Linked DNA regions of Mus musculus: region 2 is linked to region 1. A link is a contact called in ENCODE Hi-C or POLR2A ChIA-PET data. All regions are on one chromosome and are shown on one strand. Each heading gives the region's core, a stretch centred on a gene start or an enhancer-like site at or near the end of the contact. The rest is flanking DNA. Distances are from core to core; before and after follow the strand shown. Region 1 holds the start of Clk1 (CDC-like kinase 1). Region 2 holds the start of Sumo1 (small ubiquitin-like modifier 1).

The links. Hi-C counts contacts between places; a loop is a spot of excess contacts on that map. ChIA-PET counts read pairs that join two places held with the same protein, here RNA polymerase II (POLR2A).
Region 2: a loop to region 1 is called in a map of regulatory T cell, with 3 times the contacts of the local background. The contact joins the promoter of Sumo1 here to the promoter of Clk1 in region 1. A Hi-C loop is called at or near these places in 1 of 37 maps with a recorded cell type or tissue (regulatory T cell). POLR2A ChIA-PET finds 5 or more read pairs at or near these places in 1 of 5 experiments (embryonic stem cell).

What each region holds. Positions count from the first base shown.
Region 1 is chr1:58,420,350-58,427,357 of GRCm38, reverse strand. Clk1 (CDC-like kinase 1) reads left to right here and starts at 3,270. Exons shown (of 13, transcript NM_001042634.2): 1 at 3,270-3,438; 2 at 5,424-5,584; 3 at 6,050-6,275. The coding sequence starts at 5,424.
Region 2 is chr1:59,666,883-59,673,890 of GRCm38, reverse strand. It overlaps Sumo1 (small ubiquitin-like modifier 1), which reads left to right and starts at 3,057. Exons shown (of 5, transcript NM_009460.2): 1 at 3,057-3,211. The coding sequence starts at 3,200.

The DNA.
Region 1 (7,008 bases), core at 2,021-4,520:
AAGGTCCATCCTGCAGAATGTGTCCCCACCTACAAGTAGGTTCTGCCCGGTTGTCTGAGAAGGCTGGCTTCACTTCTACAGCTCTGCTCTCTGTAGATCTCTAGGTTCTGGTTGAGTCCATTCCATTGCTGCTGCTGCTCTTGGTGATCATCCCATGGTACTGGCATCTCCAATATGCTGGGGCCTTCCGTTGCAACTAGGCTTCACCAATAGCCTCTCATAGGCTTTCTTCATCAGCTTCTTTGCATGATCCCTTCAGTCTTGGGCAGTCAACTGCAACTGAAGTTGCACCTTCACCAATGGCCTTCCATGGCCTCTCACAGTGCTGAGCCTCAGCTGCTCTTCTTGAGTCCTTTATGCCTTCAAAACCAGTACCACCTGGGTGACTCTTACACATTACCAAGTATAGCTGCAACACGAGGTACAACCTTGGCTATCTCTGGAACACAGCTTCTTTGTGCTCAGAAAACACTTCCTAGAAGATTTCACCTCAGTGATGCAGATCTCTTCTTAATCACCACTAATTTCTTAGCTCCAGCTAACCAGCACCAATTGTCTCAGTAGTCCCTTCTATTTTTCACTCTAAAGTCAGAGCCACATGGCTGAAGCTGCCCTTTTCCGCTGCTTGCAGGAGCTGGAACATGCCCCCTCCCCCTTATTCTATTACCAGCTTTCTGTTTTCTGACTCCCTCTCTACTTAAGCTTGGCTGTCATGGAACTTGCTCTGTACATAGACCTTGAACTCAGAGATCTGCATGGCTCTGTCTCATGTAATGCTGGAATTAAAGGCATGTACCACCGTGCCTAGATTTAAACATTTTTTTTTCACCTAGAACGTGCTTTATCCAAGGCTAGACGTGAACTCTGAGATCTGCTTGCCTTAGTCTCCTGGGATTAAAGACATGTACTACCTTGATTGGGCCTAAGCTTTTCATAGCCACTATGCCTCAAGATCTCCAGGCCAAGATCCAGGTCAGAAACTTGTATCTCCCAGCCTCAAAATCTGTATCACAAGTGAGGCCTCCAATTCTGGGTTGTAGTTCATTCTAGATATAGTCAAGTTGACAACCAGGAATAGACATTACAATTTGTTTTTTGGGTTTTGTTTTTAGGGGGCTGGAGAAATGGTTAAAAGCATTTGTTCTTGCAGAGGATCTAGGTTCCATGAGGCTCATATCCATCTGTAAATCCAGTTCCAAGGGATCTGACCCTCCTTTCTGGCCTCCTTAGGCAACAAGCATCCATTGGCGTGCATATATATATGTTGAGGTCTGGCCCCTGCATAGCTGTAGTCATTTTGTTCCATGCCCTCCAGCTATTTCATACTGTTGCTGTAATGTGCCTGCCAGTTGTTGACACAGAGAATAACTTGACTCAGAGCAGGGTCATGCTGATCACATATCCTGTTATGTTCTGTATGAGGTTTGTTAATGTTAAGAAATTCCACAAAGCTTTATGTAGGACCCATCAAGTTAAAAGTCAATATGAGATGTTACATCTAAAATGGCTGGAGTCAGAGCTAACTACCGGGCAGCACTTCCTGCACCTGGGTATGAATTCACAGCACTTTGTGTGTGTGTGTGTGTGTGTGTGTGTGTGTGTGTGTGTTTTAATAAGCTGTCCCTGAGAAATGTTTGTAGTCATGGCTCAGCCCTCGAATTCTGAGCTGCAGCCCTGATCGATCAGTCTTAGGGCATATGTTCAATAAACTATCCCTGTCTGACTGAGATCAGTGTTTGTGTGGTTTGTGAGCCAACTCCTGGACCCCAACATATACATGTAGGCAAAATATTCATACATGTACATTTAAAATTTTTTAAATTTTTAAAAAATTTTTTAATTTCTTTAAAAAATACTTTATTTGTGTGTGTGTGTGTGTAGGAATTGATTCTCTCTTTCCAGTATGTGTTTCCTGGAGATTGAACTCAGGTAGGCTTGGTGGCATTGTGTCTTTACCTGTTAAGCCAACGCCAGCACCCTCCTCTTCCCCTGTTTTTAGTTCTGGCTAGAATTTGCGATATAGACCACACTGAACTTGTACTCAGAGATAACCCTTGTCTCTGCCTCCTTAGTGCTGGGATATGCCACCATGCCCAGGTCTAGATTAACTCTTAAAGGTGAAAGCAAAGGAGTTGCAAAACTGATACCTACGCACCCCCCTTTTTCTCCTCCCCCTAATATCTACCTTTTTAGAGTTACCAGCGAAATAGGAGTTAAGCCGCCTGAGGCCACACTAACTGGGTTCCTGAGTGGGAGGCCGGAGCTGTATGGAAGGAAATGGCGAGAGAAATAATGGAGGCCAAGACACATTTCTGTTCAAGGCCCCCAAGTTTACTAAGAGTCTGTGCTTAAGCCTGGCGTGGGGCGCACGCCTTTAATCCCAGCACTCGGGAAGCAGAGGCAGGCGGATTTCTGAGTTTGAGGCCAGCCTGGTCTACAAAGTGAGTTCCAGGACAGCCAGAGCTACACAGAGAAACCCTGTCTCAAAACCATAACCCCCCGCCCCCCAAGCCATTCTTGATGCCTGTTGCCAGCCTGTAGGTGATCTGCTGGATGAAGTCTCTGGAATATCTAAAGGGCCTCTCAGCAGGTAGCAGTGGCAGGTGACGGAACAATAGAGCCATCTAAGTTGGAAGGTTCCACCCCAGGTAGTCTCATTCTCAGTGGCAACAAGGTCAAAGCCAGCCTACTCAAGGCTGGGGGAAGCTACTATGGGGGGGGGGGGGGCATCCTCAAAGTCTTCAAGACTACTTACTAATCTGTCTATTTACACTATTCCGCTCCTGTTCCACCATTTCTAACTTTTTGTTTTGTTTGGTTTGGTTTGGTTTTCGAGACAGGGTTTCTCTGTATATATAGCCCTGGCTGTCCTGGAACTCACTTTGTAGACCAGGCTGGCCTCGAACTCAGAAATCCGCCTGTCTCTGCCTCCCAAGTGCTGGGATTAAAGGCGTGTGCCACCATGCTCATTTCTAACATTTTTGGCGTCAGTGCATGTCATACCCAACCACTAAAAACTAGTTTAAGACAGGTCAACATAACTGTAGTCACTGAGTTACTAACCAGAGATACTTTGTTGGTGTAGTTTAAAAGGTTGCAGTCAGGAGGGAAGAGAAAAAGGAGAGAGGGAGAGCGAGCGTGGATTATACTATTACTGTAACCTGTAGTGTCTAAGTATCCTCAAGAAGCCACAGCAAGGACAGTCAGGACCAAGTCCTTCCATCCCTCGCCCATTTGGGCAGCGGGCCCGCGCCTGCGCACTCAGGACCGGTATAGGCCCCGCCCATCTACGTCACCAGTTTTTCCGAGAAGAAGCTCGCACTGCGTCTGTCCGCACCATTTTGTGTTGGGAGATCGTCGTAATCGTTTGCAGACTTCTCGCCGTCGCCTTGTAAGCTTTGTCTTCGCCTTGCAAGCTTTGTCTTCAGGGTTGGAAAGGTAAGACGCGGTGTCTGTCAGGGCCTTTCCTTGTATCTTCCCGCCGCCTCCAAGGACCCCGCTGCGGCTCTTCACGGCGGAGCCACGCGAAGGGGCTCTGTGCCCCGGCTGCGGAGCTCTGGCCGCTGGCTTCTGCGTAGGCGGGGACGATGCCCGCAGGCTCCGCGTCCCGAGGAGGGCCGGCCGACTGCAAGAGCCCGAGCTGCCGCGGCGGGACCTAAGATGGCGGTAGGGGGAAGGCCGCGCTCGTCCTTCGCCATGGCGGCGCCAGGGCGCGGCCTTCGCTTGGACTCGGTCGGTCCTGGTTTTGCTCTCGGCGGTGGCACGGCGCAGGTTTTGGTGCTGTTTTTCTTTATATTTGAAGCGAAAGGTCTTGGTAACCAGGCCGGCCCCACACGCTGCGGTCGCTGATCTTGTTAGAGATGGGCGCTGCGGGGACAGCGTCACAGCAGGCTGTCACCTCAGTTCTGTGTAGTTTCCGCCTTCGACGAAGAAAAGAATTTCAGAGGCGGTCGATAGATAGCGAAGTCGAGCATAATGAAAACGAGGCACACCGGGACAGCGCTTGTGAGAGCGAGGAACAAGTGATTTTTAAGAAGGTTTAGGATTTACTTAGGTTTTGTAACATTAAAACTCAAGACGGCCGGGCTGTACTGCCTGTCGCTCGCCTTTTAATCCCCTTTGAGCCTGTCTCAAAAAAAAAAAAGTTATAGAAAATTTCCTTTGTAAACAAAGTTGTAACGGGGGAGTTGTTTACCTTTAGGAAACAGGAGGGGAACACCCTAAGATTGTACGTCACTTCCGCTCTGAACAGCTTTATTTTCAACATCATGGCCTGTCCTGTACAGTTAAGTAGAGTGGCTTTATTGGTGGAGCCCGAATTTTGTTGACTCGGCATAAAAGGCGCGCCTGTTACCTTCTCAGGCTTTCCTCCCATATTTTCATAATTTTCCCAGTCTCCCTCTGCTAGCAGTAAGAGTGTCAGCGGGGACCGTGGGCATTTACTTGACGGTGAATTGGGAATTGAGGTCATCTGCTGAGCAGCTTTTTTTTTTTTTTTTTTTTTTTTTTAATAGCTGTAAACAAACACTTCATAACATCCAAACTGGTATTTTACCAAAAACAAACAAAACACTTTGGGGGCGGGGGCTGTTCCAGACAGGGTTTCTCTGTATAGCTCTGGCTGTCCTGGAACTCATTTTATAGACCAGGCTGGCCTCTTACTCAGAAGTCCGCCTGCCTCTGCCTCCCGAGTGCTGAGATTAAAGGTGTGCACCACCACGCCCAGTTAAAAAAAAACTTCTTAATTAGGGTCACTTGTGGTTACGTTGGTCGGAGACTTGGTTTGGGTAGAAATTGAACCTTGTGAACCTGTAAGTTGAACTTCTGAAAGAGCTGTCATACATTTTTCTTAAGTTTTAACCTTTTTCACTTAAGGTTTTAAACCTTTTTCACTTAATATGAATTTGGGCATTGTGAAAACAAGGTGAAAAAAAATCTGGCCGGGCATGGTGGCGCACACCTTTAATCTCAGCATTTGGGAGGCAGAGGCAGGTGGATTTCTGAGTTTGAGGTCAGCCTGGTCTACAAAGTGAGTTCCAGGACAGCCAGGGCTACACAGAGAAACCCTGTCTCGAAAAACCAAAAAAAAAAAAAAAAAAAATCTGTGAATAAAGTTTACATTGCAGAATCTGAGGCAATGCAATAATTTTTATGATTGCAGACAGTTGACTAAAATTTTAGAACTTTGATTTTAAACAAAACGTTAATGCTGGGGGTCACATGCATTTTATCCCAGTACTCCAGAGGCAAGAGGCAGGTGGCTCTTTGAATTCAAGGGCAACTTGGTGCACATAGTTAGAGCTACTCTATATTGAGGCTGTCTGGGGAGGGGAAAGATGGAAACTAATGGGAGTTTGCAAAGAAACATTTACTACTGAACATCACAGAACTACAGTTTAACTGGTAAAATTTGTCTTTCATAGATGAGACATTCAAAGAGAACTTACTGTCCTGACTGGGATGAAAGAGACTGGGATTATGGAACATGGAGAAGCAGCAGCAGTCACAAAAGAAAGAAGAGATCACATAGCAGCGCCCGTGAGCAAAAGCGCTGCAGGTACGATCACTCCAAAACGACAGACAGGTAAGAAAGGCGGTTATGGGCTGGGAAGATAGCTTAGCTGGTACTTAAGCTTGGCAGAGGACAGTTTGGCTCCCAACACTTCAGACACACTACCACTAACCTGTAACTCAGCTCCAGAGGACCTGATGCCCTTTTCTGGCACTCCTTAGTATACTACCTATACACACACACACACACACACACAATTAAAAATTCATCTTTACAAGGCATATAAAGTACTGCAATATAAAAGTAGATTTATACTGGGAGAGTAGCTCAGATATAGAACGTTTGCCTACCGTGTATAAAATCCTGGGGGCCATATATAATGATATACTTAGAATTGCTTAACTGCATAATCTGGAGATTTGTGGAAGGACTGTAGTCCAGTGGTAAAATGCCTATCTTGGTCAAACGTGTTGAGTTCAGTTCTCTACATTGCAATTGTTTGGTGTAGCTGTAAAACAAACTTTTTTTCTCCTCTAGCTATTATCTGGAAAGCAGATCCATAAATGAGAAAGCTTATCATAGTCGACGCTATGTTGATGAATACAGGAATGACTACATGGGCTACGAGCCAGGGCATCCCTATGGAGAACCTGGAAGCAGATACCAGATGCATAGTAGCAAGTCCTCTGGTAGGAGTGGAAGAAGCAGTTACAAAAGTAAACACAGGAGTCGCCACCACACTTCGCAGCACCATTCACACGGGGTATGAGTGCCTTTTAAACGTTCTGAAAGGTTTTATTTCCCATGGAGAACAGGAAACAGTTTTGTGTTTGAGAAAATTTCAAGATAAAAGTCATCACAACTCTACCTTGCAGGAGTATTCTTTTAGTATTTGTGTATTACATAAGAAATTCATGAAAATAGTGATATTTAGTTCTGTAATGATAGGAAAGATTGTCTTAATGCTATTCCAAGAAATACTATTTTGATAAATTGTCAGTTTGTTCCAAGGAATTAGGTATTTTTGTGTTAGGGTTAGTTATGACTTATTAACATGTGTAAATTTTTTTCCTCATTAAGTTACAGATTTGAAGTTAGTGTTTTCATGTATTAATTTGGAAATCTATCAGATAACATTTTAAATGTTATAGTGTTATATACCTTTTTTTTCCCTTCCCAAATTAGGGCTATCATTTTATTTACTATTTTAATATATATTTTCTTTATTAGTTAGGCCAAATCTTAATTTGGCCACAGGGTACTAAAGTAAATACTACATTCTACAGTTTTGTAGTATGAATTTAGGACACTATGTTTGAGTGAATGCCACAGATAAGTTTTGTTTTGTTTTTTAAGAAGAAAAGCAAATGTGTTTATGTTTTGTTGACTTACCACTTTGAGTATCTTATCTGAAAATCTGTTCCTTGCCATGTTTTTCTCCTGTTAACATAAACTATGTGCCCTGTGAATTTCTGGGGACTGAATTTGAAATTGCT
Region 2 (7,008 bases), core at 1,808-4,307, 1.2 Mb before region 1:
TGGCTGCACCTGACTATGGTCTAGACCCTCTGAAACTATGAGTCACACTAACCCTTTTCTTTCTGTAAGTCAGTTATTTTGGGTGCGTGTTACAGCAATGTACATCTGTCATTCAGCAAAGCAGTAAATTCAGTAATTCAGTAAGGAGGAGCTGTCACTCAGTCAATGTTAACTTCATTCACCCTGATATGCCAGTGGCTTCCAAATCTCTTTCTCTTTCTTAGAATATGAAAACTTGTTACTACTGTGTTTCTATTATAAAAACTTACAGTCTTGGTCTTTCCTTCTTGCTTTTGTACACGGCCAAAAGAGACACATTGGTTACTTTAATACTCTCAAAGCAGAATCCAGGAATATCACCAACTGCATAACCTCTCTGAACCTCTCTGACCAACGCCAGCAACTAGAACATAACTGTTTTCCTCACTGGACACAAAAGCTGAGACCATCTTGCTGTTCCTGATCAGCTGGACCCTGACATACTTCCTCATGGCTGAATTAGGCTCTTTGGCTTCAACTTCTACTTTGTCCAGTAGAATCCTCTTCACATGAGAAGCGCCTCCAAAGGGGCACCCTTCAGGGCTGTGCCCAGACAGGCTTTTGGTATTGTTTAGCTAGCCACTCAGGTCCTGTCCATGACTGTGGAGCTTTGGCAGTACAAAGGCCACTATCCCACTTGGCCATCTTGCCAGTGCCACAGGCCAGAATGAAAGAGCCCAGATCTCTAATATCAAGCCTATTTTCTCTTAGTACTCAGCACCATAACCAATTGCTTCCCTGACATTACACCTTAGATGACTCTGTGGATCATACTCAAAGAATAATCTTTCTTTTGAAATATATTATTTTCTGGCCAGGTATAGTGTTGCACCCCTTTAATTCCAGCACTTAAAAAGCAGAGGCAGGTGGATCTCTGTGAGTTCAAGGCCAGCCTAGTCTACAAAGTGAGTTCCAGGACAATCAGGGCTATTATATAGAGAAACCCTGTCTTGAAAAACATTAAATATGTGTGTGTGTATGTATATATTACATATGTACATATCATATGTATATATTATAATTATGTGTGATACATGTGTATATATGAATATTACATATATATTCTAATCATACTTACATACATTGTGCTGGCTGGTTTTGTGTGTCAATTCGACACAATCTCGAGTCATCAGAGAGGAAGGAGTCATAATTGAGGAAATATCTTGATGAGATCCAGCTTTTTTTCTCAATTAGTGATCAATGGGTGAGGCTCAGCCCATTGTGAGTGATACCATACAAGGCTGGTAGTCCTGGGTTCCAAAAGAAAGCTGGCTGAGGAGTAAACCAGTAAGCAGCACCCTCCATGGCCTCTGCACCAGCTCCTGCCTCCAGGTTCCCACATGCTTGAGTTCCTGTCCTGTAAGCCAAATAATCTCTTTCCTCCTCAATGTGCAAAGGCACATCGTGTTTCTTTCCAGCAATAAAAAAACCTAAAACAGGGCTGGTGAGATGGCTCAGTGGGTAAGAGCACTGACTGCTCTTCCGAAGGTCCTGAGTTCAAATCCCAGCAACCACATGGCAGCTCACAACCATCTGTAATGAGATCTAATACCCTATTCTGGAGCATTTGAAGACAGCTACAGTGTACTTACAAATAATAATAAATAAGTCTTTGAGTCAGAGTGAGCAGGGACTGAGAGAGCAGGGTTGACTGGAGTGAGCGGAGCTGACTGGAGCAAGCAGAGATCCTAAATTCAATTCCCAACAACCACATGAAGGCTTGCAACCATCTGCAACATCTACAGTGTACTCATATACATAAAATAAATAAATAAATCTTAAAAAAAAAACCCTAAAACAGTCTTACATAAACACCGTTGAAACATTTTAATTTTGTATATGCAGTGAAATAGGGATTTAAATTCTTTCTCCTTTCGCATGTGAATGTTCAGTATTTTCATTAGTAATTATATTGTACCTACTAATTTTTAATTTTGTATGGGTGTTTTTGTCTGAATGTGTTTATGAACCGCATTCAGGCTTTGGCTTGGTGCTGAAAAAAGTATCTGATTCTTGGGACTAGAGTTACAGGCAGTTTTGAATGCATGCATGGGTGCTGGGACTCAGACTTGAGTCCTCTGGAAGAGTAGCCAGTGCTCTTTGACTACTGGGTCATTTATAGTTGGCTCATTACTATTTACAGAAAAGATTATTTTACTAATGTCTTGTTCTGTGAAGGGTTTTTGATTTAAGTTTTCATTTTTCCCCCTTTACTTATTATAACCTTAATCCTCCTTGAATGCTTGTGCAAGGTCACTGTATTCAAAGGAAGCAGTTTAGGTCTTTCTATGACACAAGGCAACTAGTTTATGCGTTGGAAGGCGCTCCTGCCTACAACTTCAAAACTTTCAGTAGCATTTTAGTTGTCTGTAGCCACCAAGACTTTGTTCTAGCTGGGGGTGTGGTGGCACTTGGGAGGCAGAGGCAAGAGGATCTCTACGAGTTGGAGGCCAGTCTGGTTGACATTGCAATGTTCTATAATAGCCAAGGCTATTAGTGAGACCCTGCCTCAAAACACAAGAACAAAAGATGTGTCCTGAAGGGTCGTCTTTTTGTGCCCCCTCATCTCCCCCGCCCCCAACAGGGTTCTATGTCCTGTCCTGGAACTCACTTTGTAGATGAAGATGGCCACGAACTCACAGAGATCCGGTAGCCTCTGCCTCTATCACCCGGAGTCACGAATGTGGCAACAGCAAGCATGAGGGGCCTATAAAAATACTATACGGGTAATTCACTATATTCAGTGAGGGTTGGTCCGGGCCTCAGAAGCGCGCAAGTCGTCCCACCGGGAGGAGCCTAAGCAGTCAGTTTGACCCCAGACATTCGGCCTGCAGGCAAAGCGCTGGTCTCCCTGAGGGCTGCGGCAGCGGGCCTGATTCTCCCTCCCTCCGAAGTCCTAGCAGTTCTCTTGCTCCAGGCAAGTAGTTTACAACCTGGAGGATTTTAGCCCCCGGCCTTCCTTACGGCGTTTTCCCGCTTCCTTTTCCCGTCTTCGCTAACTCGCCTCTGCGCGCAGCGGAAGTGACGCAAGACGTAGAGGAAGTCCCTGCAGCCGCGGTGTTGTGCTGTAGAGAAGGGACGGATTTGTAAACCTCAGAGTGAGGTTCTGCCTGCCGGAGGCCGCAGTGGTGCGGAGACCCCCGGGTGAATCCACGTCACCATGTCTGACCAGGTACCGGGCCGGGGCCTTAGGGCTCAGGGCCGTCGGCCGCGGGCTGGGGCCCTGGACTGAGGCGCGGGGGAGGGGGCGGCTGGAGAAGGGGGCTGCCCGTGGGGAGGGGGCCGCGAGGGACGCGGGGCGCCTGGCGGAGTCGGGCCAGGCCGCCTGGGACCCCGGGGCTCTGGGTTCCACGCGCCCTCCGCGCCCCTCTCCGAGGCCCCTACCCCCGCGCCACCCGGCGCCGGGGCTCTCTCGACGGCGCCCAGGTTTCTCGCGGGCTCGCAGGGGGCCCAGGCCCGCTCCCTTGTCCCCGAGAGCAAGCTGAGGGGAAAACGACCGTTTCCCTTCGGACGACGGATGGCAGAAACCAGGCCCTAGGCCCAGTTATGTAACGGGAGGGAAATCCCCGACTGGGAGGCTAGGTGGCCCTGAAAAGCAGCTCGACTCCACTTTGGGTTCTTGGTCCCGGAGAGTGGGGGGCGGCCGGGGAGCCGTGTCTGAGGTGACTGGGAGCCCAGAGGACGCTGCTTTTCCGTTGTGTTTGCCTGGAGGGTCCGTCCATCTCTGCACACCTCAGTCTTTTTTTTTTTTTTTTCCTTCCGGGGGTGCGGAACGGTCCGCTCTTTCGCTGTACTTTCCATTTCTTACTCGGGATTGGTCCATCAACTCTCCAGTTCTCAGAGCGCTCAGAATAACCGAGAAACAGCAAACTGTGTATGGAGTGCCACCACCAACAAGCCATTTCGTCTGGGCTTTAACCAGCAGATGCTTGGCACTTTAAAAAAAAATATAGCACGTTTTTTGTTCTTTGATAATCAGATGACGCATTTAGATTATATGCACCCCCAAACCTCTCTTCCAGAAGTTTCTGAACTAATTTTCGAAGAAATAGAGAAAAAAAAAGTTATCCGTGTTGTACAATTGCAGAATATTTGCAGAAAGCTGTCAATTAGTAGTAAAACAGTGTGTCTCGGTTTTGGAATCAAGGATTTGCATGGTATTTGCCTTCAAATAGGAGTGACTCCTTGCCACCTAAATTTTTCTTCATCCTATTTTAGTTACTACCTTTGTGGCTAGTTTTTATATACATAAGGTTTTGGTCTGACTTTGCTTTGGTTTGCTCAGATGACTTAATTTTCAGAGTATTTTTTTTTTAACTTTTTCTTCTTTTGTGATAATTATTCAGTAAACTTTTTCATTCAACTTCACAATGTAGTTGGACTTTTTTAAAAAAAAAATTTGTTGTTGTTGTTTGAGACACGGATTTTCTGTGTAGCCTTGGCTTTCTAGGAACACTCTGTAGACCAGGCTGGCCTCCAATTTATAGAGATCGGCCTGTTTCTGTCTCCTGAGTGCTGGGATAAAAGGCTTGTGCCACCACAGACTGGCCAGGGTGGTTCTATTTTTATAGCCTATCTACACTGTAGACTAATTGTGGCATGGATTTACTTATTAATAATCTGAATTAATCCTCTTTTGGGATAGAAATGACTTTATGAATAATTTGTTTATGACAGTTGTTTACTTAGTTACCAGCTCAGAAAGATCAGCTGTAAATGCTTAAGTCCTGGAACTCTGTAGACCAGGCTGGCCTTGAACTCAGAAATCCCCCACTACCTCCCAAGTGCTGGGATTAAAGGCGTTGCCACCACGCCTGGCCTTTGTTTTTTCTTTTCTTTCTTTCTTTTTTTTTTTTTTTTTTTTCTTTTTTTTTTGGGTTAATGCTTAAGTTTCATCAGCCTTCTATTTTGGAAGAGCTAGAAAGCATGTTAGCCTGAAGAGAGGGCAACACACAGAAAGAGTTCTAAGTTTTAGGATTAGTTTTGCTCTAGTTTGAACTCACATTATATAAGGATATGGAGAAAGAAAGGAGGACCCAAGGGCACACACAGGGTTTCAGGGGATCGCAAAGTCACACTGTTGCTTGCTGTAGCACTCACCTCACTGGTCACCGGGGTTATTAGGTGTTGGACCTAGGGCCTCCCACATGTGCTTGCCAGGCAAGTGCTACAGCCTCATTTTTTCTTTTACTTTGTTTCACTAAGTTGCCTAGGTTGGACTGTAGCACAGCTTGCCTTTGAACTTGAACCTGGACTTCTCTCAGCCTTGCAGAGTAGCTGGGATTACAGAGTTATACTGTCACGCCTAGATGGTGTGTGTGTATGTATGTGTGTGTGTCTGTTTTTCTCATTCATGGATATTCAGTGAAGTTTTTAAGAAACATGACAGAAAAATGGAGCAAATCTTTTTTGTAGCCTTACAGCTTCTCACAGTTTCTTCTGTGTCTATCTCCTGAGTGCTGGGATTAAAGATGTCTACCACCACACCTGGCAAAACAAGTCTTTTTAATTGAGCTACACATTAAAGCAATTTGCATATGAAATAGTGCTGCTACTCTTAGAAATTTTGTCTTTAAAAAAAGTAATAAAAATGTATGCTAACGTTTTTTAGGGGTTATTTATTGATTCAAGTTAAGGGTTTCTCTGTAGCCTTAGTTGTCCTGGAACTTGCTCTATAGATCAGCTTGTCCTCAGATCTGCCGGCCTCTTACTCCCAGAATGTATATACCACCATGGCTCAGTTGATAGGTTTTTATTTTTTTTAATTTATTGTATATATGAGTACATTGTAGCTGTGTTCAGACACAACAGAAGAAGACATCAGATTTCATTACAGAGGGGTATGAGCCACCATGTGGTTGCTGGAATTAGAACTCAGGACCTCTGTAGAGCCGTCAGTGCTGAAAGTGGGTCCTATATTAGTCAAATCCCAAAGGTCACCCCAGATTCATGGAAAGACCTACCTCATTTCTAAATAGGAGTTAAAAAGAAGTTGAAGTTATTGTTAGTCTTCTACATGACTTGTATTTTTGCTGCTGTGATAGCATTAGTTTTTACAGTGTTCTTTATAGCTTGTTATTAATTTCTGCTGGTCTTGGTAACAGCTTGAGTTTGCAGGAAAATAAATGGTTGTATATTAAAATGTTTATCATTCATATTATAGAACATATTAAACTAAAGCAGTTTACTGTCTAGTTTGTGTTGAATGCCTTAAGTATTCTAGGAGAGGAGTGTTATATATTTGGTCTTTTTTTTTTTTTTTTTTTTTTTTTTTGAGACAGGGTTTCTCTGTATAGCCCTGGCGGTCCTGGAACTCACTTTGTAGACCAGGCTGGCCTCAAACTCAGAAATTCACCTGCTTCTTCTGCCTCCCCAGTGCTGGGATTAAAGGCATGCACCACCACGCCCGGCTATATTTGGTCATCTTGATTGAGATATTGCTAGTGAATATTGCAAACCCATTATAATGAAGCAGTTCAATTATAACAACTATTTTATAATATGTTGAAACAGTAGGATAATTCTGCTTAGAGTATTCACAGTTGAGTAGTTGGAAATTCAAAACTGTAAAACTTCTTTTTGAGACAGGATCTCTAACCCTGACTATTCTGGAACTTCCTATTATGTAGACCAGGATGGTCTCTGACTCCTGGGATTAAAGGTATATACCACCACACTCTGCAAGTAAACCATTTTTCAAATTGTGATACTCCTATATAGTTAGTTATATTAGCTCTGTTATAACACATAATATTCCTTACATAAGTATTTTTCTAATTTTTTTTGTTTTGTTTTTGTTTTTTTTGAGACAGGGTTTCTCTGTATAGCCCTGGCTGTCCTGGAACTCACTCTGTAGACCAGGCTGGCCTCGAACTCAGAAATCCACCTGCCTCTGCCTTCCAAGTGCTGGGATTAAAGGCGTGGGCCAACACCACGCCCCAGGACTTCTAAGTTTTTTAAAGATTTATT